Linked DNA regions of Mus musculus: all the other regions are linked to region 3. A link is a loop called in an ENCODE intact Hi-C map of the cell type or tissue named here. Cell type or tissue: left cerebral cortex. All regions are shown on one strand. Region 1 overlaps Dcaf5 (DDB1 and CUL4 associated factor 5). Region 2 overlaps Dcaf5 (DDB1 and CUL4 associated factor 5). Region 3 holds the start of Actn1 (actinin, alpha 1). Region 4 overlaps Dcaf5 (DDB1 and CUL4 associated factor 5). Region 5 overlaps Actn1 (actinin, alpha 1). Region 6 overlaps Dcaf5 (DDB1 and CUL4 associated factor 5).

Region 1 (4,000 bases), 82 kb after region 3:
CCCGGCTTGGCTGAACATCCAGAGTGGAAGCGCTCCGCTCAGGGGAGGAGTCTGGGGAGGGGGAGAGGTCATCCACCTTGATCTGTGGGTAGTCGTAATTGTCCTCTCCAATGTAGGTGTTGGTGGACTTGGCTGGACCAGTGGGCCGCTCATCCCGGGCTGTCTTTTGTCGCCTCCGCATGGCGTTCCGCTGCCGGGTGGTGGCTCGGCGTTGGTTCAGTTCCTCTTCATCCTCAGAGCTGGTGGAGCTGCTGGGACTGCTGGACCCATCCTCAGGGCTGGGCGACCGTGGCCGAGGGAAGAGATCTGTGTCCAGTTCAGCCTCACAAACATTCTCTTCAGAATCGGACTCATTGGACAGGGCCAAGAGGCGTTTGTCCTGGTAACGCCTCAGAGCAGACAGGCGCTGCTGCCGAGAGGACGCATCCTCACATGTTGGCGTTGCTGGGGTTGACGCCACTGCATTTGTGGTAGTGACGCGCAGGGGCCCCAGGTGGAAGGCGTTGTCCGCAGACTCGTCTACTGTGGGAGGTGGGGAGCGGGGCAGTGAGGCTGAAGATTCCGAGTCAGTGTAGCCTGAGCGCTCACTGACCCCTGCGTGCAGCTGGAGGATAGTGCTCTCGCTGAGGTCGCTGTCCGAGTCTGAGCTCCAGCCCTCAATTTCACGACGCACCAAGGAGTCAAAGAAAGCCATCATCCGAGGGTCCTCCTGGACTGACTGGTTAGCGTAGTCGTGGGACAGGCCACTTCCACTGTTCAGAACAAGGCTAATGTACTCCTCATGGGTGTAGAGGCAGCGGGAGTCATCTTCAATCCGACCATCCAGGTCACCTGTACATCCTGGCTGCTTGTATGGGCTCCAGATCTACACAGAAGATGAAAAACAAAGCAAGCAAATTGAATGGGAAGTGTTCAGTAGTTGGCCATGATCAATACCAGTAAAGAGCTCCCCCCAGATCACTGTCATTTTAAAGTCTCAAAGCAACTTCAAAACCATTTTCCTTACGGTACAATGGCACTCTTGTAATACTAGCACTTGGGACGGTAAGAAAGGAGGTCACGAGGACAACTTGAGCTATATAGCCAGGACTTGTCTTTAAAAAAACAAAAACAAAAAAAACAAAAAACAAAAAAACCCAAAAACCAAAAACCTAACTCTTTATTAGACTGACTCTTGTAAAATGTTTATCAAAAAATGCAGCTTTCAGAGGTTTGTAAAAGCAGCTTAGAGCATAGAATTACACTTGGATCCAGAGACCTAAGCATATCTTTAGGTGGAGGATACTCACATATTGTCTCTGCCCCCTTCATTTCCAGTACATTGGAAATTATAACTTTAATCTAAGAGGATGGTTAAAAGATGACTTTTAAAAATTTCAGAAGACTTAAGCTTTGCACAAAGAAGAGTTTTTCCAGAGTGAAAATATTCCTTGTCAGGCATGGTGGCACATTTCAGAGGCAAAGGCAGAGGCAGGCCAGTTTCTGTGAGTTCAAGGCCAGTCTGGTCTACATAGCTGAGTTCCAGGGCTACATTGTGAGACCCCATCTAAAAAAACCAACCAACTAACCAATCAAATACACACCCTAAAAAGATTTCAGTCTATAGCCACACTTCTTCCAAACAACAAAATTCTATTTTTAACCAATGAGAATTACTCACTAGTGCCTGACAAGAATAGACAACTGCCTACACTGTGCTCCCTCTTGGACACGCAGGCCTCAGTTACCCAGGAAACTGGGTCCTCTTAACCAGAGAGTTAGTTGCTGGCTTGCTTCAAGGGTAATTCTCATAGCTTCAGGAAGAGATGAGGCGCACTGCCCCTGGAGGGTGACTATAACTCCATCCCTTACCAGGTCCCCCATGGTTAAGGATATATACTCATAGCTGGGAAATAGCAAAACTAGAGTTTTAAACTCAGGTGTTTTTAGTCAAAACCTGAGCTCTACAGTGGAGTTAAGTTATGCAAAATCAAGTTTAAGATAACTAAGCTGTTGATGCAAATGAGAGCAATCAACTCTGCCTGACAGCCAGACAGGTCCACAGGATAACACCAAGCAAATCAGTTATGCCAGCCCATAGCCATGGCACCTCAATGAAATTTCAGCCATTTTCTTGCCTGACAGGCTGGTGCCTAACTTTAGATGACATCTAACTCAGAGGACAGTGTCCCATCCTACCCCATCCACGTTCTCAAAAGCGCACTAAGAGCAAATTCACCTCCCAGGAAACCTCCGAGGCCTACTGCTATCTCTGATAGGTGGTCTCTGAGACTTCCAGTTCACATGAGGCTTATGACACCTCAGGCTGGCTACTTCTCAACATCAGCAACCCAGATGTATTCTTTCAGTTTGTTTCCTTTCTACAGCCAGGACAGGGTTGACCCTGAAGCCCCATTAAGAGACTGTGACTCATTAAGTCACAAGATCATGTTCCCAAGGGGGTCAGTAGAGGTGGGATATGTTAACTAAATGCTACCATATAATAACCATAGAGCAAATAGCAGAAAGCAAAGGTTTAGTTTGAAGGACAGTTAAATTCTTTGTGACAGTCAATCACAAGCGTGGAAAATACTCAGGCAGCACAAGGCTCAAGCTTCAGCCAACCATCTCTGCAAACAGACTCTGAGGATATCAGAGTTTGGTGAATAGGAAGGGAGTTGAAGGGTTCCTTAGGATGCTTTCAGGTCTCATTCTTAATTCTGAGCCAAGTGCTTAATTTTCCCAGTTAAAAAATAACAAAATGTTATTAGCTATATTCCCTAATATGAAAACAAATATATTTTTCCTTCATAAAAATTCACTCTGCTCACAGAAATGGCCTAACTACTTCATAAGCCACTTTTTAAAATTAAAAACTTTATTTTACATAGCCTACCTCATAAACCACTTTTTAAAATTAAAATTTTATCTTATGCATTTTAGTGTTTTGCCCACTTTGGAGGCCAGAAGAGGTAGTCAGATCCCCTGAAACTGGAGTTACAGAAAGTTAGAAGCTGCCATGTGGGTACTGGGAACTGAACCCAGGTCCTCTGCAAGAATAACAGCCAGTGCTTTTACTCACTGAGCCATCTCTCCAGCCCCTTGAGAAGCCATTTTTAAAGTTCTAATATCAGGTTGGGTATTTAGCTCAGTGGTAGAGCACTTGCCTAGCAAGCGCAAGACTCTGGGTTTGGTCCTCAGCTCCGGAAGAAAGGGAGGGAGAGAGAGAGTGTGAGCGAGCGAGCAAGCTAGCTAGCTCTAATCTCAAAGTCCCTACATTTTCTCTTCAGGAATAAATATCACAAGTTTTTTTGTTTTGTTTGGTTTGGTTTGGTTTTTCGAGACAGGTTTTCTCTGTGTAGCCCCAGCTGTCCTGGAACTCACTCTGTAGACGAGGCTGGCCTCGAACTTAGAAATCCGCCTGCTTCTGCCTCCCGAGTGCTGGAATTAAAGGCGTGCGCCACCACGCCCGGCTAAGTTTAAAGTTAGTTATACGTTGACTCTGGAAGGTGCCAAAACAGACTAAGCTCAACTGTGTATTTCTGAAGACTGAGGCAACAGAATAAGCCCGGATCGGGAGGCAAGAGACTTGGGAGGGTGGGCTCCTAGTTAACTGGTAACCCTGGGTGAGGCGTGGCTCCTCCACCCAAGCAGTGAGTTAGATGGGCTCTAATGTAGCTCTAAGATTCAGAGCAAAACAAAACTTCTCCCTAGAAGTCAGTGTTTGGTTGAGAGCAGTACAGAGCAGCAGGAGCCCATGTCCCACCATTTCCCACAGTCCTGAGCAAATCCCTTCACCCTGGAAAGCCTCCATTTCTCAACCATATTATGAGAGTGATAACACGACACAGGCTATAGCCAAGCATTGATAGGCATGCTGCTTCCTCTTTAATTGGTGGCTGAACCTGTCAGCCAGAAAGCTTTAAGACCAAAAGGCATTAGCTGGCCATCAGAATTACTGACTCCCCATTATCCTGGTCCAGAACGATTTCAAACAATTATAAAACTGTTCATTTCTTTA
Region 2 (4,000 bases), 110 kb after region 3:
ATCACTCTGGGCCTCACCTTTAAGGGGAATGAAACCAACTGTACCTAAAGGTCACTATGTGGACTCAAATGCAAGAGAAGAAAATGAGCAAGGAAGTGGAAAAAAAAATTGGCCAAAAGCCATAAAACAAATCAAAGGATGGAATCCAAGAGTTATATCTTCCTATAGAAAAAGTATATTTTTATCTCATATGAAAAAGAACATATCATATGTGGAGTCCAGGGGTGACAGTCATAGAAAGTAGAGCTATAGTGTGACAGGGCAGTTCTCCTGCTGTTGTCATGTAGTAGTCTTCCTCCTCCTCTTCCTCTTCCTCCTTTAAAGATTTATTTACTTTAAGTATGTGAGTACACTGCAGCTGTCTTCAGACACACCAGAAGAGGGCATTGGATTCCATTATAGATGGCTGTGAGTCACCATATGGTTGCTGGGAATTGAACTCAGGATCTTTGGAAGAGTAGTTAAAGAGCCCCACCCCCTTTTCTGTCTGTCCTGGAGCTCACTCTGTAGACCAGGTTGGCCTGGAACAGAGAGCTGACTGCCTCTGCCTCCTTAGTGCTGGGTTAAAGGCATGTGCCATCACCATCTTTAATCAGTAAATTTACTAGCATTAAATCTATACTACATTCTTGCCCCTCATCCTACACATACACATAGCATCGACAGAGAGACGTGAGCAGTGACATCATGTCTAAGGCCAGGCCACATCTTTTTTTTTTTTTTTTAAAGATTTATTTATTTATTATATGTAAGTACATTGTAGCTGTCCTCAGATACTCCAGAAGAGGGTATCAGATTTCGTTACGGATGGTTGTGAGCCACCATGTGGTTGCTGGGATTTGAACTCGGGACCTTCGGAAAAGCAGTCGGCGCTCTTAACCACTGAGCCATCTCGCCAGCCCCAGGCCACATCTTTAAGGACACTTTGTTAGATTCATGGATTCATTCACAAGACAGCTCTTTGGAGGAGGGCCAAATGATTTCATTAGCATGATTTTGGGGGCCCTTGCCAACTGTCAAATCCCCAAGAAAGAGAGCCCAATGCTCTGTCACCCAGTGGCTCACCTTTTCAACTACACTTGGTCATATTTTCCTTTCCTTCTCTATTCCTTTTTCAGCAAGATATAGAGACAAGCAGGCCTTGCATTAATTGAGACTAGAAAAGGGAAGATTTTAAAATAATCAGCACGTCCATTTCTAGATATACAAGCTGCTTGCATGAAAAACTGCTTTTTCAGAAGTCTGAGCATCCCGCTGGACCCAGCCTGGGACAAGAAACACTTAAGGAATCGTGAAGGAAGGAATAAAAGGCAACTGCTGCTTTCTTAGTGTGTACAGAAAGCCAGCAGGTGGAACACTAGCATTCTCTTTAACCTGTTAAGAGCTTTGCTTGCCTACCTGGCTGTACATGGGGCTGTAAAGCTTAGAAGACAGAATGTAGCCAGTCCAGCTTTAGCAATAAAAAACAAAATGTAAGGATAAGTGAAAGCAGAGAGAGAATTTGAGCGCAGGTGGCTTCTGGGGGAGGAATGCTGACTCTGGGACTAGAGGGTGTACTTCCTGAAAATCAAGTCCACAGATGGACAGCTGCCCATGCCTGTAGCTCTTGATGCTCAAGGGAGGAAGCTCAAGTTGGAGGATTAGTTTAGGCCCAAAGTTCACGGTCGGCTTGGGCCACATAGTGAGACTGTGTCTCAAGAAGAAAAAGAACAAATTCAAACCTTTTGTTACTATTGATATCCAGCTGTCTAAATGTTACTGTCATTTAATCTAGTGGTGAAGATGGTTAAATTTGGATAATTCAAATATACTAGAGATCAACCAACCAATGCACTGGCAGCCTAAAGCATGGAAGGCGGACTATACAGAGGCTGTGAATGAAAATCAAGCCGGGGACTGGCCCACCAAAGCCCCTGGAGCACAGTAAATGCTCCCCAACACCTGCTGCATTGCTTTAAAAGGCATAAAGCAGGGAAGGCTGTTCTCACACATCCACTAACCAGCCAGACCATGGAACCACACGTGAGATAAACAACTCTGAGGAGTCAGACAGGGGTCTCATGAAGGCCTATGTCAGAATACAGATAGTTCACAGATTCACTCTATTTCTACCATTAGTATCAATTTGCCACTGTAATTAAAATCAAGAAAATCTACCTACTTGTTAGGTCAGATCCTTGGCAACGCATCGGCTATCATGGCAGTGATGGGCTGAAACTGAGTGGAAGCCATCCCACATTGCCAGAAGTCAGGCTTTCCAGTTAAATGCAGTTTCCTTTTTGTATATGCCAGACAAATTCACTTATTTTTGAGTCTGAGTTGTAGTCCTTGCTTAGCTATAAACACACATGTAGCAATAATCTGGTCACCTTACCTTTCTGAACCTCAGATTTCTCAAAAGGAAGAGTTGGTTCAAATGATCTTGGATAGCTTTGTGGTTAGAACTTAGAAGGCACAGGTGGGCTCTTCATTATTTCATATTTTATTCCTTGAGTATAATTTATCAAAACATTAATTTAATTTTGAGGCCAATGAACTATCTAGTGAACCTTGGATAGTAAAAATTAAAAATAAAAATAAGTGCAGGCCCTCTGGCACAATAGCTAGATCTATAGATGGGGTCTGACTAATCACTTTGTAATTAAAAGCTAGAAGGCTGTCTAGATAGGTGGGGTCATACATGGTCATTCATTCCTATTATGGAAATCCCCAAATTCCTCTCCCGTTACCTAGCCTATGACTCAAGGAAGACTGCACAGCACAGAGTCCCAGGCTGCAGGAGTTCTTGGAGTACAGACACAGGAATGATGTCAGAGATAAAGACCAACTAAGTGTCAGCTGCTGTGACCCTGCCACTTACAAGGCTGAGACATTATGATTGCAAGTTTAAGCCCGAGTGGGCAATGAGTTGAGACCCTGCCCCAAACAAATAACTTAAAAGCAGCAAAAAAGGCCAGGCATGGTGGAGCCATTAATCCAGCACTCAGGAGGCAGAGGCAGGCAGATCTCTGTGAGTTCAAAGCCAGCCTGGTCTATAAAGCAAGTTCCAGGACAGCCAGGGTGGTTATACAGAGAAATACTGTCTCAAAACAAAACAAACAAAAGGGCAGCCAAAAGATCCTGTCTGAACTAGTCTAAAAAGCTGCCAGAATATAGATCACTGTGAACTGGCCAATGCGGCATTAACCTTGGCTATGGAAAGTCAGAGCCTATGAACGAATCGAATCACCTTTAAAAAATATTTTCTATGACTAGGACAGTAAGTCTGTTTGGCACTTAAACTGTTTGCACACTTACAATTATAAGCTTAATTGACTAGTTTTACTATAAATCCATAGCTTTTTTTTTTTTTTTTTGGCTATCTTGGAACTTGTTCTGTAGACCAGGCTGGCCTCAAACTCAGGAGAACCGCCTGCCTCTGCCTCCCAAAAGCTAGGATTAAAGTCATGCGCTACCACTGCCTGGTACAGATCCATTACTTAATTTATCCTATCAAAGCCTCTCTAAAAGTTGAGCAGGAAAAAAAAAACTATTATCAATCCTGATTTATAGTTATAGAAGCTTCTGTCCAGAAAGCTAATATTATACACCGACCAAAGTACTCAAGAGTCACTTCAACAGATCCTTAGAGTACTCTTACGACATTCTAGGCCTTGAGACAAGGCAGTGATGAGTTAGCTCTCTTCCTAGCCCTTGAGGACTGAAAAAAAAAAAAGTCAAACATAAATCTAGTTCCTAATCCACTAGGTTAGATATCTCGGATAATCTGAAAGGGGGCTATGAGCAGCCTGAAGGCTGACTCAAGGCCAGAGGCAGTAACTTACATCCTCTTTCATCCAAGAAAAACTTTTTACTGCAACCACAGAGACTATAACGCCTACAGACTCTCCCACTAGGATAAAAGTAATAATAACTTAGTCAAATAATTGATGAAATCAAAGACAATCAATGTTTCTATCATTGTATACTAATCTGTAAGGTGAAACCAGCTGTATCTTCA
Region 3 (4,000 bases):
AGAGAGGAGAGAGAAGGAAGTGACTTGCCCACAGTCTCGCAAACAGCTATGCTGCACCGGGGCTAAAATCAGGCTGTCCTCTGCCTCTCATGGCTCCCACCGCACCGTGTCACCTCAATTCTCCTCTGCCTCCTCTGGCCCTGTTCACTCATAGGCGGTGGTCCCATATAACACCCACCCTACTCGGTAGGAAGAACAGCAAACCCTACGTGGTGCTGGCTTTACACCTTAAGAAATGTCCTATCATTCTGCTAAGCACTACTCAGGTGAGGAAACGTATGCTCACAGAAGGCAACTGAGAATGAACGGCCAATGGCCACAATCTTGAACCAGGTTTTCCAGTCAAAAACAGAGGGCCTTCTGCCAGGCTGCCACTATTAACCTAAGCTAATGTAGATTCCCTGATTATCCCAAAACCTACTGGCTTGGGATGCCAGACTTAGTTCTCTATCCTTCCTCCAGCTGCTTCCAGTGCGCTGTACACCCGCCCTCGGCCCAGGCTACTTCTCTCTTAACCGGCCTACTCATCCTCACATGTGTCTAGCTCACAGGGCTGCTGGGATCTCCAAGATAAAATGGGTACCATGCTGCCCACATTAGCCAACATCAGCCTACATATATTACATATGCCCGGAGATGATGACCAAATTCCCCCGGCGTCTGTTCCTACCAAGTTTGTGTTCTGGGAGGCTATCATTTTCTCTCCAACTCTATTGAATATGTTTGTCCAGCCATTCATTCTTTAATACTGAGTGAGCATATCGGCCCAAGGCTCAGTATCTTCAACAACTCCATCACTCCTGTCTCTTCCAGCACAAAGGTGGACTCCTGGAAGGGACTTCTATTCTCCATAGAAGAGCCTAAGATTTCCACCATTCTAATCCTAACCCCTTCTTAAGAAAGATTTTTTTTTAAAACTCTGGAGAAATGGCTCATCCGTTAAGAGCATCAGCTGCGCTTTCCAGGGACCCAGGTTCAATTCTCAGTACCCACGTAGCAACTCATAACTGCCTGTAACTCCAGTTCCAGAAGATCTGACACCCTCACAGGGACATACATGCTGGCAAAACATCAATGCACACTTTAAAAAAAAAAAAGTCACTTTAAGAAACTTTTTTTTTTTTGACAGAAAGAAGCAGGGGAAGGAGGGCATCTCTCGTCCTCCCTGGAAATCTCCAAACTTCTCACTCAGTTTTCTCTTCCATCAACAGTCCCAGGAAATAAATTCGAGAGTGAAGAAGGGGGAAAGACCCTCAGCCCTCAGTCCTTCCAGAAAAGGGGGGGGGGGGCTGACAGGAAGAGGGCGGTGTCTGTAAGCTACTAATACATTACAAAGAAGTCAGTTCAAAGCCAAGAGACGCTCTTAAGTTGCTGTTGCAGTAAGAGACAGGGGCAGGGCCCCAGGTTGCCTGTTTAAGGAAGCCCATTGTGGTGTGTTTTAAATTACCTCTGCTGGTCTGATGAAGTGAGCAAAAGGGCACCGTTTCAGGGCTTAGGATTCCTGAGTGAGCTAATACAGGATGCCTTTAGCTGGGGGAAAAAAAAAACCTTCAGCCGGCTCACTAAACTCCCCCCCTTTTAAGTTTAAAAAAGGGAATGAATGTTACCATTTTTGGACATGAGCATTCTCCCTCAAGCCCAGCCCTAACCGCACTATCCAGAGGGACGCGCCATCCTGTACACCCCCCCCCCCATTCCCAGATCACGAAGTGGGGGGGGGGGGACTGAACGGGAGTTGGGTGTTGGGGGGTCAGGGTACGTGGCCGCCTAAGGAACGCGCTCTCTGCTCAGGCAGGAAGCCGTGACAGGGTTAATGTCTCCCCCTCCCCAAGCAAGAGAGGTTTCTGACCTCTTCCTGCCTATAGCCATTACGCTCCGGACCCATCGCCAATTTCTCAGCTCAGACGGGGCAGCATATCCCGAACCTTGCTGATGGCGACTAGGATACAGGGCCGTGGATCCTCGGAGAACAACCCCAAATATCTCCTGAGACTGTCTCTCCACCAGGAGCCCAACTAGAGCCAAGCTACTCAAACTCGCGTTTCGCCAGCAAAAGAACCGGGCAGAACACAGATGTGAGGGTTTGCAGCCACCAGTTCACTGAGTTAGCAATAAAACCGTTCACCGTCCTGACCCCGCCCCCACAAGGCCCTGAGGAGCCCGCGAACGACCCCCGATTCTCAGCTCCAGCCGCACTCCGGAACGTCCACTTCCAGGTAGATCCCGAGGAGGTCGCCAAACCCTCCGACACCGGCTCTGCCCACTGTCTGCAGACCCAGCTCGGGGCGCAGTAGTCGGGGCAGCTTGCCCCTATGGTACAGAGCCCCAGGGGCGGCCCAGGAAGCGTGCTGCCACCGCACGCCATATGGAGGCGCCAGGAAAAAGAAGGAAGGAGAAAATCGATCCCGAGTAAGCAGCCATGGAGCCTAAGTCTCAGCCCCAGCCTCTGGAGCATCGCCCCCGCGCCTTGCCCACGGGGAGACAGTTTCGGCTGCACCGGGGTGGCCCGGACCACCCGCTCTGAGGCGATTTGCCCTCCGGCGGCGCCACCTCCCCGCGCCGCGGCGAACTGTTCGCGGGCTCCAGGGCAGGGGTGCTCCGCTCTCCCGCCCGGTGCCTGTAACTCAATACCCCACCTCGCAGTGGCCGCGATGTCCCCGCCTCCGCTCTTGCGCGCCGGGAATTGGTTTCCAACCCGGAGCCCAGGAGTGCAGCGGCCAGAGCGGATCAGGGCTCAGGGCTGTAGCGGGTGGGGGTGGCTGCTAACCTTCCTCTGCTGCTTCTCCCAGGCCGGATCCAGGAGCAGGTCCCGATCCCAGTCCTCTTCAGGCTGCATGTAGTCGTTGGTCTGCTGGGAATCATAATGGTCCATGATGGTGCGTGCGTGCTAGGAGCTGGATTTCTTCCTCCACCTTCTCTCCAGGCGACGGCGGCTGCTGCCCGGGTGTGGGGAGGGTGTCGGCAGGGCTGGGCTGGGCTGGGCTGGGCCGGGCTGGGCTGGGCTGGGCTGGCGGGGCCGGGCTCGCTCCCCTGCGCCCGCTTCCGCCGCGGCTCTGTTCGCAGAGGCTGCTGCTGCCGGCGGCGGCTGGAGCTCGCGGACTGCCTTCCTGGGGCGCGCGCTCGGACCTAATCTCCACGCACACTGCTCTCAGTGAACACTCGCGCTGCGGGAGCAGAGGCGGGCGGGGGCGGGGAGAAGGGGCAGAGCCCTCCCGAGGTTCTCCATTGGCCAGGCCGAGTTGCCCAAACTTCCCCCCAGCGCCTCTCATTGGGAATTCCTGGCATCCGTCAGGCGGGTCTCTGTGCATATAGGTGGACTGGGCGGCCCCCTCCGGGCGCGCACGCCACCGCCCACTCCCTGGGTTCCCACTCCCCCGCAGCTCATGTGACACCACCTTAAGCTGAACCGGAGTGGAGCCTGGGGACGCCTCCCAGAGCTCGGGGACCAAATGGCACTGTGCTCCGGAGCCCGAGGAGTCGCTGAGGATTGGTCCCGTTCCCTGCCGGCGGGAAGGCCCAGAACTCCGGCGCACCGGTGTTCCTGCGGTCCCACGCAAGCTACAAACCCCAGCAGGGCGCGGGGAAACCCAAGGCATATTTCGTTTTCTCTTTCTCGGGGAAACTAGGTTGGGACAAGTCGGCACCCTGGAAAGGGGTTGGGAGGGCCCACAGTAGAAAGGAATTTCCTGATTCCACCACTGCTCCCGCCCCGCCCCTCGGGACCAGGCTGATCCCTGTCCTTCTAGAGCCAGATTTGTGGCTAGCTGGCATTTCTCAGCCCACTGAGTTTCCCGCCTCGCCAAGGATCCTTGGGTACTTCTCTAGGGTTCCGTGCACTGGCCCGCTGCGGACTTCTTGTGTGGCAGCTTGGCTGTCCGGCTTCCCAGGTTCCTTGGCAGGTATTCCCCGGTGGACTAACACAGCTGAAGCTACCTTCTGGAGACTAGTTTCCTCCTTCCCCACTTTTACAGCTTCCCTACCTACACTTTGCTGAAACTAG
Region 4 (4,000 bases), 130 kb after region 3:
TGCTACTAGCACCAGGGATGGTACAGGAGCAGGGAGGAAGATCTGAAGTTCGGAAGGTGGAGGAGATCTGAAGGAGGTGCACACACAGCCCTAGGTGACAAGACCACAGAACAGGGGAAAAAGCAAAAGGGGAAGGGGCTGGAAGATTCCAAGCAGGAAAGGATCAGAAAACAATATTCGCAATTGGATAGCTTCTGAGAACTTTTAGGGGAAAACCCCTGAAATGAAAGAAGACCAAGAGGTCACAGAGTATGGCGAGTGAGACAGGATGATGCAGGAGGAGATGTGCTTCATACAGGAGCCACTCGCCAAGAATGAGTCGCTCTGGCTGACAGTGTGATTGCCATGGTTTCCAGATTCTTTTTATATCTTTGTAATAAATGCATTTTATGCAGCTTCCCAGTACACCCACATTTATGACACAAATCACCATTACATGCAATGCAACACTTTGTATTTTACTTATTTTTATATTTAACAAATTCTGTATGACCATCCCGAATGATTTCATGCTGTACTAGATTATCAAAAGAATTTGCAACTAAACTTCCTTGCTTCCATCCTTTTGTTTTAATTTTTAAATTTTTATTAATTTTATAGTTATGAGTGTTTGCCTGCTCGTATGTCTGTGTGCATGTGTGCAATGTCAGAGGTGGCCTGAGGTAGGAGGCAGGTCCCTTGGGACTGACTTACAAATGGTTGGTTTGTAAGTCACCATGTGTGTGCTGGGAACAGAAGCCAGTAATAAACAGTGGTTTGAATATATTATCTAAAAGATCAAGATAGCAGTCTATAAAAGTCTTGACTTAGAGTATAAAAATAAAAATTTTAAAAATCCTAAACTAGGTGAGGTGCCATGCCTTTAATCCCAGCACTGGAAAGGCAGAGGAAGGCAGATTTATACTAGTTTAAAGCCATCTGGGACTACATAGTAAGTTCTAGGGCAGTCAAGGTTACAGATTGAGACTCTGTCTTTTTTTTTTTTAAAGATTTATTTATTTGTTTTATTTATATGAGTACACTGCAGATGTCTTCAGACACACACTAGAAGAGTGCATCGCATCCCATTTCAGATGGCTGTGAGCCACCATGTGGTTGCTGGGAATTGAACTCAGGACTTCCAGAAAGAGCAGTCAGTGTTCCTAACCGCTGAGCCATCTCTCTAGCCCGAAGACCTTGTCTGTCTGTCTGTCTGTCTGTCTGTCTTTTATTTATCTATTTATATTCACTTTACATCTTGCTCACTGCCCCCCCCCAAGTCACCCCTTCCTACAATCCTTCCCCATCCCCTCTTCCCCTTCTCTTGAGAAGGTGCAGGCCCCCTTGCCCCCCCCCCCGCGCCGTATCCCCTCACCCTGCACATCAAGGTGAGACCCTGTCTTTAAAAGTTTCACACAGCTCCTGACATTTGCCTGTCCAGTAAGTTCAAAGCTATCTTTAAGGGAGAGGCTTCAGGGAAGCACTGTGGTGAAGGCCTAAAATACTAACACTCAAAAATTAAGCAGGAAGATCACAAGTTCAAGGCCAGCCTGAGCTACATACAGTTCAATTACAGTGAATAAAAAAATAAAATCTGTCTCAAATAAAACCAAACCAAACACCCCCTGCCCCAAATCCACAAAGAGCAGGGAAGGGACTGGAGAGATGCCCGGTACTGAGGAGTATATGTAGCTCTGAGGGCCTGGGTTCAGTTTCCAATACCCACAAGGTGGCTAACAAATACCACAAACGAGGATAGGTAACTCTAGTTCCAGAGGATCTGATGTCCTCTTCTGGCCTCCACCAGAGCTAGCACCAGCCATGCACGTGGTACTTGCAGGCAAAGCACACACATAAAATAAGTCTTTAAAAAGACAGATACTATAGAGACGGCTAAGGGAGCAAAGTACTGCTGGGTAAGCCTGACCGTCTGAGCTGGATCCCTGGAGTCCACAGAGGCAGCGGACAAGAAACCTACTTCACAGTGCTGTCCTCTGACCATAGGTCTGTGAGCTTAAAAGAAAATCCAACCTCTCTCGGCAACCACAGACACCTTCCACTATTGGAGAAAAGCCAAGTTGCTAAAATTGCGTATAGAATATTTACTTAAAGGCAGTAGCTCATACATAGGTCTCACTCTAGACCTGTGGTTCTTACCTGTGGGTTGTGAACGCTTTAGTAAACCTCCATCTCCACAAACATTTACATTACGATTCATAACAGTAGCAAAATTATAATTGTGAAGTAGCAATGAAAATAATATCACGGTTGAGGTCACCACAACATGAGTAACTGGATTAAAGGGTCACAGCATTAGGAAGGTCGAGAACCACTGCTCTAGACCAACAGTTCAATCTCTGGGCACAAATTTCATTAGAGCACTTAAACCAAGCAACCTGATGCTTGATAATCATGAAGTCTAAAGGACATGTGAGCCTGGAGTCCTCCACCAATGAGCAAAACTGATTTCACAGTGCCACCTTGTGCCTTAAAGCTAGAAAGCAACTTTACTAGAATACCTGGCCTTGTCTCTTACATGAAAAGCCCAACAGGAATGTGTGTACCTCCCACTAAGGTCCCTGTTATTACACTTCGAACGTATGGACTGCTTGGCTGGAGAGGCTGAGACAAGAAGATTAGACTACATAGTCTTAATCCCACCCAAATCCTAAAAAGAACACTGAAAACAAACTATTTACATTTGACTATAGTTCTAAGCATTCACTCAACATTTACTAAGTTCCCATAATATCCCAGGTTCTATGCTACACACTAGAGATTAAAGATGCAAACAACATGGTCCTTTAAGATTCAGAAAAAAATCAAGAACTACAGAACAGATTAGCATGCCTCTTTCTGGGTAGTGACCCTTGCACCTGGGAAAGGACAGCAACTGGTTTCCCTGAGGACAAAACAGAGTCACTTAGTAAAATCCCCTCAGAGTAAGAGGAAATTTGACTCACTAGATACATATTTTGTGGCAACGCCATGGTAGGTGCTAAGAACACAAGGGGCAAGCTTTTAAAGATCTGCCAGGGAGGTCTAGTGAGGGAGTTTCCTCGGGTAGCTAGGAATTGAGCAGATGAACAACAAGGAGAGCGGTGTACACTAGGACAACTGTAGTTCTAGTACTTGGGAGGCTGGGGCACCATGAGTTCCAGGCCAGTCTGTGTTACAAAACAAGGCCCTGTAACAAAAATCAGAAAAAGGGGGATGGAGAGATGGGTCAGAACTTAAGAGCCACAGGCTGCTTTTATGGAGGACCTAAATTTGATTTCCAACATCCACATGATGGCTCATAACACCAGTAAATCTAGTTCCAGGAGATCCAATGACCTCTTCTGGTCTCTACAGGCACTAGGCACACACATGATGCAGATGCAAACGAATACGCATACGTATACAACAAAAGTTTTAATAAATCAAAAGAAAAGAGGACAAATCCTTGTGTTGTATCTAGAAGAAGAGAGACTGCACAGAAGGACAGGCTGCTTAAGCAGTTCTTCTTTTATTTTTCAATCTAGTGAAATAGGTTATTGATTAAAAATTATTTAAATTTTTATAGCATCATACACAATATATGTTCTGGGTATATAAATATGAACAAAGATAACCCCAACGAGCTATAAGACAACAGCAAAAATTGTTTAAGAATCTGCTGCTCTAAATACAAAATTCCAAGTAAAGAGGCAGTGTGGACAGCAACTATGGGAAGGAGGTGACAGCTATGACGGAGAGGCTGCTGGAACTTGAGGTGCCAGGCACGATTAGAGCAAGGAAACCTATGCGGGGCTCCAGGATTTCACCCAGAAAAACTGTAGGAGTGAGGACGGCATTAAGAAAAGCAATGGAGAATAGAACAGAGCGCTGGGGAGAAAGCAGGCGTTTAACAAATGTGCCAGTAGGTAGGAAAGAGGAGAAGGGGAAGAGACCGGCTAGCTAAGTGTGGGGGCCACTCTTGTAGTGAGCACTTGGGAAGATGGCACAGGAGGACGGCCAGATATTGAGGCTACCTTGGGCT
Region 5 (4,000 bases), 60 kb before region 3:
GGCCAGCCTCCTCCTGGCTGCAGCACTCACCTGATGTGGAAGTTTTGGATGTTGACATTTTTATATGGGGCTGTCTTCCTCTGACACCACAGGAGTAACCCTTCTTTAGCTGAAGTCTCTGTGGAAAGAGGGTGGAGGAAGGAGGTCGGTGGGCTGACCCAGGGGAGGGAGGACACTGCTCATAAGAGGCCCTACAGGAACCTCAAGAGCTCAATTCCATTGTTACGAGGCAGGAGGAAGTCTAGGCCGCCATGTCTATTTGTTGGGCAAAGTTGGAAAAGTTATTTAAGAAACAAAAAAAAAAAAAAGCAAGCCACTCACACCATAGACTAAAACGTCCAGGCAGCAGCAGCTTTCTGAGGCTATCTGCCTAACTCCCTTCTATTCAAGAGATGACTGTAATATAAGGTAAGTCAGCAACTGGTGGCTGTCCCAAGGACAGCTGTAAGCGCCCGTGAAGCTTACATGACCAGAAGCCCCTTGACAGGGTGAGCGTGGAGAACCAGGAAGAAAGGATGCCTGTCCAGGCTCGGCTGAAACATGGCTTCTTCCTGTTACTGCACTGATCTGGCTCTGGTGCCCTGTCATTGTATGTGGATCGGGCAGGTATCTGAAAAGCCAGGCACCCAAGGGGATGGTGAACTACCAGCTCCAAGGCTTCAGGCTGCACTGCCCCCGTGTGTTCAGATCTGTGAACTGCAGGTGGTGGCCTTTACTACTAGTGGTGTTCCCGAGTGACCTCACATATTTAATTTATAAAATGGACTTTTAAAATAATGTTAAAGAATCAGCACAAATACCGGGCATGGTGGCGCACACCTTTAATCACAGCACTCGGGAGGCAGAGGCAGGCGGATTTCTGAGTTCGAGGCCAGCCTGGTCTACAGAGTGAGTTCCAGGACAGCCAGGGCTATACAGAGAAACCCTGTCTCAAAAAAAAAAAAAAAAAAAAAAAAAAAAAAAAAAAAAAGAATCAGCACAAAGGTTATAATGATTCAAGTACAAACAACCAATTATAAAATTGGCATGGGAGCCAGGTGTGTGCGGCACACCTTTAATCCTAGCACTCTAGAGGCAGAGGCAGAGGCAGGTAGATCTCTTGGGGTTCAAGGGGAGCCTGGTCTACACAGCAGCTTCCAGGCTAACCAGAGGTACATGGTGAGATCTACTTATGAGTTGGCATGGGGCTAGAGAAGTGGCTCAGTGCCCTTGCAGGGAACCTGAGTTGGGTTCTTAGCACCCATGTTAGAATAGCTCACAATTGCCTATAACACCAGCTCCAGGAGCCAATGCGTCTGGCCCTCTGAGGGCACCAGCACCCACCTGTATAACCACACACAGATGCATATGCATATACATATACATATAAAATAAATCTTTATGGGACTGAAGAGATGGCTCGGTGGTTAAGAGTGCTTGTTGCTCTTACAGGATTCATGTTCGGTTGCCAGCACTCACATCTGGGAAGCTGAAAACTGTAATCCCAGTGTCAGGAGATCCAATGCCCACTTCTGGATGCTGGGGCACAAGGCACACACACAATATGCAGGCACACATTCAGGTAAAAACACCCATACACATAAAAAATTAAATCTGTATATTTTAAAAGCATTTTATCTCAATCTCATCGTTTAAAAAGGTGTGGTTTTATTGTATGTATATATCATGTACATAGAAAAGTCTGAACAGTATGTGATATAAGCAGAATATCAGGCACAAAGCTTTTTTAAAAGGCTGAGTAAGGAATACAGAGAGATTGCTCTCTCATACCAGGGCAACCTGTGCACATCTGGAAGGTAGCCACCAGGGGGAGCAATGAACGCATCAGTGGGCATGGGGCTCCCCTCACTTTCCTAAGTTCTGTTTCTTATCCTTTGCCACTAAGGGCCCAAGTGAGGCTTTTAGACACTTAACCACAACAGCCTTGGCATTCTCAAAGCCAGAAATGCCGCTGGGCTGACATACTTTTGGGGGTTATTTGAAATCATATGAGGGAGTTCTGGATGGGCCTAGAGAGAGGAAGACAGGGTAGGGAAGGCAGGGGGAGAAGAGTTTGAGAAGGGACAGAACAAAGCAGAAACCCACCTTCCACGGAGATGTCCTGGATGGCAAAGCGGAGAATGATGGTCCAGATCATGCCCAGGGTCATCTTCACATTCCCATCCACAATTTCTACAGAAAACAGTGGCAGGACACGTTAGGTGGATCGCAGCAAGCCAGACAGTGCCATGTCACGCCACTTAGACGTCAAACATCACAAACCGCCCATTTCCAGGAGGGAAAAAAAAATTACTGACATATTCATTCATGTGTTTATTTGCGCAAGGGATTAAACTCACACACATCACACCTAGCACACACAGATCTCACCGCTCCTAAGCCACACCCAGCTCCACACAGACACTTTGATTGGCCAGGAGAGGTTACTTGAGGTGTGAGGGAGGGACAGGTGATTCTCTTGAGACAGTGTATTCATCAGGAAGGATGCTGTACACCCGGAACCATGGTCACCCAGTCTGAGGATAGGAGGGGATGGATTTCTAAGCCCTCACGTAGGTGGGGAGGGGGAGGTCGATGAAATGGGGTCTGTGAACAATCACAGCTCTCAAAATAGCCACTCCCGCAGAGAGCTGGAGGGAAAAGAAAGCTACACACGTCCATTTTAAGAGGTGCCATTTACAACCCTCTGATTGGTCAACCTCAAGATGCCCTAAGTTTTAAAATAGATTTTTGTTTTAAAACGCACTCAAGATGACAGCTCAGACACCCTGCCATATTTAGTACTTGCACTTTTCAACAAATTCTATCACATTTTCCTTTCTTTCTTTTCTCTCTCTCTCCCTCCCTCCCTTCCTTTCTTTCCATTTTTTTTTTCTTGATTTCTAGGCTTGGTTTCAAGAATAAAAATATAAATCAAGACTAGAGAGATGGCTCAGGCGTTAAGAGCAGTGGCTGCTCTTCTAGAGGACCCAGTTTGGTTCCCAGCATCCACACAAGGCAGCTCACAACCATCTGCAATTCCAGTTCCAGGGGATCCAGCGCCCTCTTCTGGCCTCTGCAGGTAAGCACATGGTGCACAGACCTTCATATAGGCAAACACATATGAAATAAAAGTAAGGACAACTTAAAACAAATGAAAACTATAATTTAGCCTAAGCCACAGAGCTGTTTCAGTCTTGTGGGCTGAAAGGTGAGGCTCAGCTGAAGCTTCTTAATCCAAACCAGTTTGCAGAACAGGACAGTAAGCCGCAGGCCCATGGCAAGCTGCTCTCAGTGAAGAACAAAGTATCTGAGGGATGTCTTACTTATTCTCCTCCACAATACACTAGTGTGCTGGGCAAAGGAACACCAGTGTTCACTTGGGACACAAAGCATGTTGTAACTTGTTAACAGAGCCACAGATAGTGACGGGCCACAGGCTCATGTCAGAGTCCCAGACAGCTGTGGTGGGAGACAACTGTTTCCCCTTCAGGACAGTCAGCCCGAGCTCTGCAGGAACTACTACAGGGGAGGCATTAGATGAGTCTGTAAAGCTGGGGTGGGTGGGGGGGGGTCACGTACCCAGGCTGGCCTATTGCTCCTCCTGCTTCCACCTCCCAAAGGCTGGGATTACAGGTGTGTGTTACCAAGCCCCACCTCATAATGACCTTTGTAAAAGACAGCTTTCATCTACAACAGCTCATAGGTCTTGACCCCTTTAGGGGTCAGACTATTCTTTTACAGGGGTCATATATCAGCTATCCTGCATGCCAGATATTTACAATTCATAACAGTAGCAAAAAGCACAGCTATGAAGTGGCAACAAAAATAATTTTATGCCTGGGGGGGTGGTCACCACAACCAGAGGAACCCTATTAGAGGGTTGCAGCATTAGGAGGGTTGAGAACCATTGATCTACAACCTCCAGTACTTTGTCATCCGTACCGCTAAAAAGGTTTACATTGATATGCACAGAGTCTAAGCTCTCATCGGTAAACAGGCGAGAGAGACATGAATAAAT
Region 6 (4,000 bases), 110 kb after region 3:
GAAGTCATCGGAGCCTGAAAGGATGTACTGTTGGAACAAAAGAGACATTTTATATGTTATTTTATAATTGGAAAGACATATCCAATTACATATATCATTCTGTAGAGAGAATATTTAAAAAACGAACCAGGGCCATGGAGATGGCTGAGTGAGCAAAAGCAATCGCTATGTGAGCCGGAAACCTGTGATCCCTGATCCCACAGTGGAGGGGAATGGGGGAAGAATAGATCGTGCATCAAGGCTCCATCATTTGTGGCATCACCGTTTCTGTGCCTCTCTTCCTCCCTTTCTGTACATTAAAAGGTGTTTTTTTTTTTAACCTTTTCATTTATTTTATTTTTGTACATGCATACCATGCACTTGTATGGAGGTCTGAAGGCAACTTGCGGTTATTTGTTCCCTCCTTCTCTTTTTTTTTTCTCTCCCCCCCCCCCCCCCAATAGGGTTTCTCTGTGTAGTCCTGGCTGTCCTGGAACTCAGAAATCTGCCTGCCTCTGCCGGGATTAAAGGAATGTGCCACCACTGCCCAGTTTGCTCTCTCCTTCTACTATGTGGGTCCTGAGGAGGACAGCTCAGGTCATCAGGTTTGGCAGCAAACACCTTTACTTTCTGAGCCATCTCAACAGCCCCCACAACTGTACATCTTTAAATTAAAGGTTTGAGGGACAGTGAGAATTGAGCCCAGGGCCTTATACATGTGAAACACCATGCTATTGAATTATACCTCAGCTCCTAAAGTGTACTCTGTGTGTGTGTGTGTGTGTGTGTGTGAAACTGGGTATTGCTAAGTAGCCAAGGCTGGACTTAATCTTAATCTTGTTAATTCTCCTGTCTCACCTTCCTGGGTATGAAGATTATAGGCATGTACATATACACCCAGATCAAAACCTAGTACTTTTACATGGAAAAATCTCAGATAATATTTGTGTCACAATTTTTTTTTTTTTTTTAGGGTTTTCGAGACAGGGTTTCTCTGTGTAGCCCTGGCTGTCCTGGAACTCACTCTGTAGACCAGGCTGGCCTCGAACTCAGAAATCCGCCTGCCTCTGCCTCTCAAGTGCACGCCCGGCTGTGTCACAATTTTTAAAAGTGTAGAAAATAAAACTTAGGCCCTTCATAGAGATCTTTGAGGTCAAGTATCCTAAGGTTCTCTGTATCTCCCTAACATCCTGGAGCAGCAGGCTACCTCCAACCCAACCATGACAAGGACGTAAGTGATGTCTTTCTATGTGGCAGCTTCAAATCATTATTGCTAGGTCTAACCTAACTAATTAGACTCACAAATACATTGTGTTATGAGCAAACAGTGACAAACAGCACCTTGAGCACACACTTATTTCCAGATGTTGACAGACGCTGTAGCTCCCCGCCCTTGGGCCACCTTCTGCCTGGCTGCCTACTGCTAGCCTCCCTATCTCTGACAAAGGCTCTCCCTCTCCAGAGCATGTTTGCAAGTTGCTCCAAGAAGTGAATGCTGCACAGGAACAGCCCACAACCAAAGACTGCTGTGAGTGGGCCTGTGAGCAGCCCAGCTTCCTGTCCTGACATAAGAATGAGGATGTCTGTGCTCTATGGCTCCCCTCTCAAGGGCAAACTCAAGGGCTGGTAGCCATAGGCAGTCCTTGTCTTCCACACTACCCTGCTCTGCTGCGAACTGCATTTCCAAAGAATTAGCTACATCTGAAAACTGAACCTCTAGTACGGCAGAGGGAGGGAGCCAGAACACAAAAGAATCATCTACTAATTACACGCATGTATGCATGTATGTATTTATGCATGCATGCATGCATGCATAGAACAAAACTCGCTAGTCCATACCTCATTCTTTCTTGTTTTCTTTAAAAGAAGCCATGAACCTAACATCAAATTCCTGCTTCCCTCCCTCTCTGAACCTCACCAACCGAAATAAACAAAAAATGCATACTAAAAACAATACCACAAGGCTATACTCATCAGAAGTCTTACTTTACTGAAAGATCAGTATTTTCCTAATTGCTTAGTACTCACTGGGGCAGAGCCCAGGACCGTTAAAGGGGCCAGCTGTCCAGACAGAACGCTGACTCAGAAGACAGCCTTAGAAGGAAGAAAACATTCCCAGAGTTAAGTCTGCTGGTTCTGATATAGCTCCTCAAACACACAGAAAATGCTTGGAATGCTTTCAATGCTTTTGGGGGTAAAGCAAGTTCTGATAGTTCTTCTCCTTAAAACTCTTCCATCTACCAGGACTGATCATTTCCGGGGTGGTGGGGGTGGGGTGTCTCCACCCACTGACATCTAGCCAGACTCTGTAAGTGCTCACACCAACACTGGAATTACAAGCTGCCCTGAAGAATTCAGTTATGGCATTTAGTGGTTGGCTGTTGGATTCTTGCCAACATTAACAGTTGGCTGCCTGGGATACTGTTAACTGTGAGAGCCTGAAAATAAAATGAGTTCATTCTTTTATTCTTTAAACAAATATTTATTGAGTGTCTACTATGTATTGAGCACTATTCTAGGGAAGGAAAGAGAAATGGCGAAGAGAAAGCAACGCTGTCTCTGCTCTCACGGGACAATCATCTTTTATTGAGTCGGGTAAAATTATACACATATAATGTGGGAAAGGGGAACAATGTTAGGAACAAGAAACAAGAAATATATACGTGACGTTCCCAGTGGGGGCAAGCATTAAAAGAACAGGGAACCATCTAGATAAGAAGCTGAGGTAGCCGGGGTAGGTGGTTTCCATTTATGTAAGGTGGCCACAGAAGACTTCTCTGATAAAATGGCACTGTGAGCAAAGCCCTGAAGGAAATGAGGGAGCAAATTATGTGGTTATCTGGGAGAAGACTATTCCAAAAAGGGACAGAGAATTCTGGGATATTTAAAATATAAAGCAGCAAACTCTGTGTAATGGCTGAAACCTGTAATCCAAGTATTCAGACGGCTTTGAGGCAAGAGGCCAAGTGAGGAAGAGCCTAGCTTAAACTATAAAGAGTTCTAGGACAGCCTGGACTACAAAGTCACAGCACATCACAAAACAAAGTAAAAAGCATAACAAATTAGGTAGCCAATGAGCCTGAGGCTCCACTCATGCTGGGCAGGAAACCCCCTCAACTGTACTCCTCCTGACCTTTTCTTTTTTTTCCATTTTTTAAAAAATTTATTAGGTATTTTCTTCATTTACATTTCCAATGCTATCCCAAAAGTCCCCCATGCCCTCCCCGCCCCAACTTCTTGGCCCTGGCGTTCCCCTGTTCTGAGGCATATAAAGTTTGCAAGACCAAGGGGCCTTCCTCCTGACCTTTTAAAACTTGTTCTGAGACTGTGTCTTACTAGCTTGCCGGTCTGACCTTGAACTTGCCACCACAGGCCTTTGTCATTAGGCTCCACTTTTTTCAATGTGTGTAGAAGATTATCTCAAGTGGGCCCTGAGGTAGTGACACATTTAACCTCACCACTGGGAGTAGAGCTTCCTTTCCTAAGGTTGCCTCCTAGGTCTGGGCTGGATGAAACATCAGACTTAGTGAGGCCTGGCAATGGTCAGTGCTCACGGCACTGAAGTCCTGGTGTGCTCTCTGAAAGATTTCTGCTGTAGAAACAGAGACAGAAGAGCTCTAATGCCAATCACTCCCAAGAGAAATCTACAGTCCATGCTCTCATTAACATTCATAATCACTTGTACTAAACCATAAAGCTGAACTTCATAAAGCAGAGGTGTAATCTCTCTCTGTCTGTCTGTCTGTCTGTCTGTATTGGTTTCTCTTTCTTTCCTAATCACTGGGATTACAAGACTGGGCCACCATGATCCAGTGTTCTGCATGGGTCCCAGATGGTGTGTGTATTGGGGGTGTTGAAACTGGGTCCATTTAATCCCAGAAATCAGGAGGCAGAGGTAGCAGATCTCTGTGAGTTTGAGGCCAGCCTGGGCTACATAGAGAGACCCTTTCTCAAAGCAAACAACCCCCCTCCCCTCAAATCTCAGTTCTTAGGAGCCTTTACCTTATAAGGTAGAATAGAA

What was found. A loop is a pair of places that touch in the nucleus more often than their neighbours do. Peaks named below come from ENCODE experiments on the same cell type or tissue, not always from the same donor. Only the 100,000 strongest peaks of a DNase experiment are listed, where the experiment ranks them.
Region 1: it touches region 3 in a loop (2.8-fold over the local background); 7 of 42 quality-filtered maps call a loop at or near these places.
Region 2: it touches region 3 in a loop (2.3-fold over the local background); 14 of 42 quality-filtered maps call a loop at or near these places.
Region 4: a loop joins it to region 3, with 2.7 times the contacts of the local background. A loop is called at or near these places in 10 of 42 quality-filtered maps.
Region 5: it touches region 3 in a loop (7-fold over the local background); 16 of 42 quality-filtered maps call a loop at or near these places.
Region 6: it touches region 3 in a loop (2.6-fold over the local background); 13 of 42 quality-filtered maps call a loop at or near these places.

What each region holds. Positions count from the first base shown.
Region 1 is chr12:80,339,412-80,343,411 of GRCm38, forward strand. It overlaps Dcaf5 (DDB1 and CUL4 associated factor 5), which reads right to left. Exons shown (of 9, transcript NM_177267.5): 9 at 1-865. Among named protein-coding and RNA genes, the nearest start is that of Mir1843a, 50 kb to the right of the region's middle. In left cerebral cortex, a CTCF peak has its summit at 1,844; DNase peaks (open chromatin) are centred at 159, 1,723 and 2,008; H3K27ac peaks cover 1,683 bases.
Region 2 is chr12:80,372,155-80,376,154 of GRCm38, forward strand. The region is part of intron 6 of Dcaf5 (DDB1 and CUL4 associated factor 5); the gene reads right to left. Among named protein-coding and RNA genes, the nearest start is that of Mir1843a, 18 kb to the right of the region's middle. In left cerebral cortex, no CTCF peak of the experiment used is centred here; a DNase peak (open chromatin) is centred at 1,518; H3K27ac peaks cover 457 bases.
Region 3 is chr12:80,257,220-80,261,219 of GRCm38, forward strand. Actn1 (actinin, alpha 1) reads right to left here and starts at 3,144. Exons shown (of 21, transcript NM_134156.3): 1 at 2,768-3,144. The coding sequence starts at 2,872. In left cerebral cortex, CTCF peaks have their summits at 2,346 and 3,402; DNase peaks (open chromatin) are centred at 537, 1,578, 2,417, 2,636 and 1 more place; H3K4me3 peaks cover 3,771 bases; H3K27ac peaks cover 2,329 bases.
Region 4 is chr12:80,387,200-80,391,199 of GRCm38, forward strand. The region is part of intron 5 of Dcaf5 (DDB1 and CUL4 associated factor 5); the gene reads right to left. Among named protein-coding and RNA genes, the nearest start is that of Mir1843a, 2.5 kb to the right of the region's middle. In left cerebral cortex, a CTCF peak has its summit at 2,466 (motif pointing left); DNase peaks (open chromatin) are centred at 335, 699, 1,889, 2,466 and 1 more place; H3K27ac peaks cover 2,558 bases.
Region 5 is chr12:80,196,896-80,200,895 of GRCm38, forward strand. It overlaps Actn1 (actinin, alpha 1), which reads right to left. Exons shown (of 21, transcript NM_134156.3): 4 at 2,086-2,172; 5 at 31-118. Among named protein-coding and RNA genes, the nearest start is that of Actn1, 61 kb to the right of the region's middle. In left cerebral cortex, CTCF peaks have their summits at 686, 1,801 (motif pointing right) and 3,048 (motif pointing left); DNase peaks (open chromatin) are centred at 674 and 1,819.
Region 6 is chr12:80,364,044-80,368,043 of GRCm38, forward strand. Dcaf5 (DDB1 and CUL4 associated factor 5) reads right to left here. Exons shown (of 9, transcript NM_177267.5): 7 at 1-27. Among named protein-coding and RNA genes, the nearest start is that of Mir1843a, 26 kb to the right of the region's middle. In left cerebral cortex, no CTCF peak of the experiment used is centred here; DNase peaks (open chromatin) are centred at 1,505, 2,109 and 2,331; H3K27ac peaks cover 2,011 bases.